Regions from separate parts of the Homo sapiens genome. Here region 1 is linked to region 2. The links are chromatin contacts, found by Hi-C in ENCODE. All regions are on one chromosome and are shown on one strand. Each heading gives the region's core, a stretch centred on a gene start or an enhancer-like site at or near the end of the contact. The rest is flanking DNA. Distances are from core to core; before and after follow the strand shown.

The links. A loop is a pair of places that touch in the nucleus more often than their neighbours do. Pooled maps may share reads with other maps.
Region 1: a pooled map shows a loop between it and region 2 (18-fold over the local background). The contact joins the promoter of NR2E1 here to the promoter of SIM1 in region 2. A Hi-C loop is called at or near these places in 1 of 168 maps with a recorded cell type or tissue (naive thymus-derived CD4-positive, alpha-beta T cell), 2 of 37 single-sample maps with no recorded cell type and 9 of 50 pooled maps.

Annotation. Positions count from the first base shown.
Region 1 is chr6:108,164,365-108,167,308 of GRCh38, reverse strand. It overlaps NR2E1 (nuclear receptor subfamily 2 group E member 1), which reads right to left and starts at 1,287. Exons shown (of 9, transcript NM_003269.5): 1 at 519-1,287. The coding sequence starts at 543. RefSeq lists enhancers at 1-442, 1,343-2,244.
Region 2 is chr6:100,463,636-100,466,335 of GRCh38, reverse strand. It overlaps SIM1 (SIM bHLH transcription factor 1), which reads left to right and starts at 1,415. Exons shown (of 12, transcript NM_005068.3): 1 at 1,415-1,722; 2 at 2,401-2,700.

The DNA.
Region 1 (2,944 bases), core at 38-2,537, 7.7 Mb before region 2:
GCGGATTTAGGATTAAGGAAAATGTGACTTTTAAATTGTTTCTGCTTCCCAGTTTGCAGGATTATTTGAAATAGCTAGAAACGGGGTGCAAAGCATTCCATTCAAAATCCGCTTTGCACAGAGTTGCTTTTGCGCGCTGGAGCTCGGAGTTTTGAGCGAGTGTGTTATTGTGCTACCGCCTGGAGCTGCGGCCCAGTTCCCGCCCCCATGGCCCCCCCATCCAGCACCTGGCGGCTAAATGGAGACAACTCATCCGACTGGTGGGCTGCGCGGGTCGTAACCTTCTCACCGCACCAGACAGGGGGGATCAAGCAATCCAGAGGCAACGAAACGGCTCTCCCCTCTCCACGAAATGCTCCAACTCACGGTCTACAGGTCTGGGCCGAACGCACACGCCCGCTGGAATCCCTCTCAGGGGCTCAGATTCGCAGCGCTCCAGGCAGGACCTCCCCCAGCCTCCCCGCTCGCTCGCCCCAGGCTGCGCGCCTAGGCCCCACGGCGGCCCGAGAGGTACCCACTTGTTGATCCGGCTGGCTTGCTCATGCTGGCTGTCCCGGGGCGGAGCGGTTGGTGGGCGCTGCCCGAGTCCCGGCCGGCAGCGCCCGCCTCGCCGCCGGGCGCCGCCGCTCTCCAGCTGCCCTCCAGCCTGCAAGGCTCCTGGGCGGGACAGGTGGGTGTCAGTCGCGCGCTGCGCTGCTCCCTGGGCGCTCAGAATTCGTCCAACAGTGGAAATTTAAGCATCCTTAAGTTTCTTCCCGGCTCTTGCAAAACCGCAGCTGCTGGGAATGCTGCTTGATATGGACACACACATGGACAGACAGATGGAGAGATGGACAGGAAGACTGAGGAAGAAGGAAGAACAGCAAGAGAGGGATGTTGAAAGACAGAGATGGAGACACGAAAATGGCCTTCCTACGGAGCGAAATCCCTCTTTTTCCCCATTCCTGTCACTCAGTCTTCGATCTCTCCCTCTACATAGGCATGCAGAGTGTGGGCAATCTCTGCCGACCGCTGGTCTCCCAAGGAAAGAAGGAAAACACTACCGCAGTCTCAGAGGCAGACGGGCTCCGCGCTGCCGGAACCCAAGCGCAGAGTGGGAAAACTAGATTGCTGGGAAATCTTCCGAGGGAAGAGGCGGCCAGGTCCGGGTTTCCGGGGAGAGCCGCGCACGCAGCGGCGAAGGGTCCCCGAAGTTCATTACCCCGTGACTTTGTGCCTGTCGCTGCGGGCTGGGTCCCCTGTAATATCTCCAGAAGCGCTCTGACAGGCAGCCGCGGGGAGGGGAATAGGGCGTCCCTGGCCCACTTAGCTTTTCCCCCAACTCCTGGCGGGGTCTGACGTCAGCCATGTGCGGGGAGGGGATGGGAAGAGGGAGGGGGTTAAATGCTAATGATATTAATGAACCTCCAAGCGGCTCCCAAAGAAAATGCAGGCGCTGTCGGAGCTTACGAGTTAGAAAGTGTGAATATGGGAGTGTGGCTCTGTGCGTGCGTGATGGTGAGGACGGTGCGGCTCGTAATAAAAATGAATTCGTATATTTCACGGCAAGAAGGAAGGGGAGGGGTGACGGGGCTTTCTCAAAACGCTTTTCCCCCTCTCTCCAGAGTGCCAGATAGATTCGCGGAAGAAATTGGGTGGCTGTGTGCTGGCGTGTGATTGTGCGCGCCGGACATGGCCATGTGAGTTGGTTCATTCTTGGTCCGGTGCCCCTTCTGTTGGGTAAAACTTGGATCTGGCCCGAGGTGAGTAATTTACTCATTTTGCACATATCTACGGAAAGTCAGGGCTGAGGATGGGGTCTTCTGGAGGTTCCGCGTTCCTTCGGCCTTCGCGCAGTGGGTTTGGGCACCAGCCGAGGGGAGGATGCCGCCAGCTTCCCCAAGCAGAGCTGGCCCATCCGACGCTGAGCGAATCTCTTGTCGCCTCCATTATCTGCACCGGGGCGGCTGGAGGGCAGAGCGTTCCCTCCCGCCGCTCGTCCTCGGCGGGCGTTGCGGGCTCCCGCTCTCCGGGCGGAGGAATAGTGAAGAGAGGCCCTCATCCCCTACCCCCTCCCCATTCCGCTTGCCTTCCCGCGATTCCTGAGCTCTCTCGCGCCTTGCTCTGTGCGCGGCGCTGGGAGAGCGCATGCCGAGGGAGCGATGATCCCCGATCTCTAAGAGATTAATTCTATTTAAGCTCTCTCGGCAGCTTGAACTTGTCGAACAAGAGCTTGCCAGTCCCTCCTCAGGGCGTGGACCCGGCCAGAGGTCAGAGGTTACACCTCCCGCCCTCCGCTCGACGTTCGCGGGGAGGGGAGCTGTGGCCGGCGCTCTGCAATTCCGCCAGCCCACCCCCCGGTCCCTCTTTCTCCAGACTCGGTGTCATCCCGGGCTTTCAATCAGAGTTCGCCTGTGCGTGCAAGTGAATGCTGGAGTCCCCCGAGCCCTGGGAGGGCGCAGCAGGTCCTCCGCCTGGGCGTCCCAGGGGGAGCGGGCTGTGCGCTCCAGTGGGCTCCGACAGCACGTGATTGCAACTTTCTGCCCAGCCTTGGCTCGGCCTCGAGCTCGGGGTCTCGCACACCACACACACCAGAGCCTGTGTCCTCCTTAGTGGGGCGCCGCGACCAAGGCTGGGGTCCCGGGGAAAGAGCAAGATGGGGGGATCTTTATCTCTCAGTTTATTCCCTCCTCCTCGGTTTTTCGAATTGGGACGAGATTGGGGGATTGTGGGACGAGGCCATAAGCGCGTAGGGGTTTATTAGGTGACAGGAGGAGAAATCAGCGTTTTTTGACAGCCAACTTGTACAGCCGCTTGTGGAGCTAGCCCGACCGGCGGCGTAGCGCTTTCTCGAACTCGGCGCCCAGAGAGGGGAGGAATTTCGGGCAGGATTTGAGAAACACAATAAGATGCCAGGCTCCGTTTGGAATCCTCAGGTTCTGGTTCACGCCAGAAATCCACTTGC
Region 2 (2,700 bases), core at 166-2,665:
TTTCACCTCCTCCAGCCAGGTGTTGCCCAGATATGTAAATAACACCAGAAAGCTGCTGTTGTCCTTCTACGACTATCTTACTGCCATCGGGCGGCAAGGAGGTGGCAGATGTCTGTATTTTTGAACAAACACTCTTAAAGTTGTTCTGAATATCAGCAGAATGGCACACACCCCTCTTCAAAGTATTTATTTTCTCAGTGGCAATTAGCGCCACAAACGAGAGGATGAGTGCCCCGTCACTGGTGTTCTCACTGATTTTTATGGTAGATGAAACAACTCCCTCCAAACGCACCTCTAGGAGCCGAATCTGGTCACCGGCGTACCAAAACCAAGCCGGGAGTCGAGTCTGTAGGGGGTGATTCGTGAGGACAACAATTGTTTTTGGGACAATTTGACTTTTTCTTGATGCTACCTGTTGTGTTTTCTCAGATGAGAGAAAGAGAAGGCGGTTCAAATTAGAGGGTCTCTAAAAGATAATTAGTCAGCAAGAGTCCTGGTGAGCGTTTGTTTAAACAGCTCCTATTAGGGAACCGCGAGCATCGTTAAGTTCATTCATGTAGACTGTATCCTTTCTGTAAGGAATAATCATGTTGGACTTTTGTTTCCTGAAACAAAACCCGACAAAGAGTTGGCTAATGTTTAAGATAAAGGACTGTTGGGAGCTATGTATCTCTATATCAATCATTCTATTTTGCCCTGAAATGTAAGCTTTTCCCCTAGTGTCCCCCTAGCTGCTCCCCATAGGAAAACTCCCCGGCCGAGTTTCCACGGTGAAAAAAATCAGCCCCAAACCCAAGCCATTTCGAAAAAGACGCACTTCTTTGGGATTAATTTAAAGACAGTTATTGTATTTATTTCCTCTGGCAATGAATTCCGTGTCGCCATGGTTTCAGAGAAACGAGAAAGAGAAAATAACTCCCCAAACCGGCCTCGCGCACGCCGTCGGCCAGCGACTGCCAGCGGGATGGGCCTTTGGGCGAACCCTGCCTCCTCCGCCGGTAGACCTAACCCGCAGGCCCGACCTCCGCTGCCTCCGGACGTTCCCGGTTCTGCTGGGCCGCCGCGCTGGACTGAGCGCTCAACCACCCGACCCCAGGGAGCTCGAGGAGCGCGGGTCGCGCACGACGTCGGGAAGGCCCAGGAGGCCGCGAGCAGCGGCGGCAACCGGACAGCGCCGACCCGGCACCCTGAGCTCATTAGGAGTCCAGCGGTCCCGCGGGTAGTAAGATTCAGAGCCCGGAGCCTGGGCGCGCGGAGGGCGGCTCGGGGCCGACTCGTGTCACTCAGCCCTATTGGCCAATGAGCGCCTCGCCCCTGGCCGCGCCAGGCCAATGGGAGGCGAGGGGGCTTGTGAGTGGCATTGAGGGAGGGCGGGAGAGAGGCGGCCCCGGAGTGAAGTTGAAGCTAAACCCTTAAGCTATAAAGAAGTTACGGGGGGCAGTTTTCGGCTTCCAATTAGGAATAATAGTGAACTGGCTTCGTAGCAACTACGGAGGACCAGGATTCTAAAATCACCTCACTCGTCCCAAAGCTTGCATCCTCCTCTTTCTGCCACGCACCCCTCCTCCAATTCATGATCCAGAAAAGGGAGCCGGGAATGCTCTGCTCCTCTCTGCCGGTGGGAAGCGGAGAGGCCGGCGGTGTCGCTGGGTTGGACGGTAGGCATGAGAACAGTTAAGAGATGGGCGCCCCCGAAACCTCTGCCGCTTGTGGGGACTGAAGGTAGGTGAAGCAGAAGACGCCCCGCGCCCGCCCAGCAGCCCCGCAGCTCCGCGGTGGTGTGGGAGAGGCCGCGGCGCCTCCCACCCCCGGGGGAGCCTGCGAGGGGCTGTCGCGAGCGCGCCACCTGTTAACCTGGCGCTGCTGGGCCCCGCTTGTTGCAGCCCCTGCTGGGCAGCCAGAGCGCTGGGTCGCCTTGGGAGTCCCGAGAGACTTGGTGTGTAAGTGTCACTTTTTGAGGAATCCCTCAGACTTGAGACCCAAGTTAAAGAGGTAGCCAAGGTCCAGATCTGCCAAGGTAGGGAGCTGAAAGGCCCCTGCCTCGCCTTGGAGGAATTCTGATTTGCGGAAACCTGCTTTCCTGGGACGTGCGCCCGGCCTGGGCGCGGACTCGGGGATCCGCGGCGGAAGATCCCTTGCGGGTCTTCAGAAATATGTATTTTGTTGTTTGGGCAACTTCCCAGGGGTCTGGAGGATGCGGCTGGCATGGGTGAGGGAATGCCAGCATTATTTGCAGGGGGCTGTCTCGCTGCCGATTTACCCGTTTCTTTAAAAACAAACCCAAAACGCCTGGCTAGGCGCACTGAGGCCCTTTCCGGCCGTGTTTTTGGAATTGGGACGAGTGTGTGAGTACTTGTGGAGCCGCTGATCTCTTATGCTCTGATGCTGTTGTCTTCACAGGGCCTTGAAAGAGTTGTCTGGGGTTCCTGCTCTTCCCAAAGGGGCTCGGAGATACCTTAAATGCCGCGAGACTGAAGAGCAAACGTCAGGGATTATTATGTCGATTTTCCGAGGACCAGGGTTCGCAGCTGGCAGTAGAAGAAAAGGCTGGCTCCTCAGGGGTCCCACTGGCATTTGATACCCTGAACGACCCTCAGGATTGCCCAAATTCGGTGGATCGCCCAAATTCGGTGGATCAGCAACTTTCCTATACTGCATCCCGAATTTTCAAAGAACATATTTTCCGTTCACCCCCGCTGG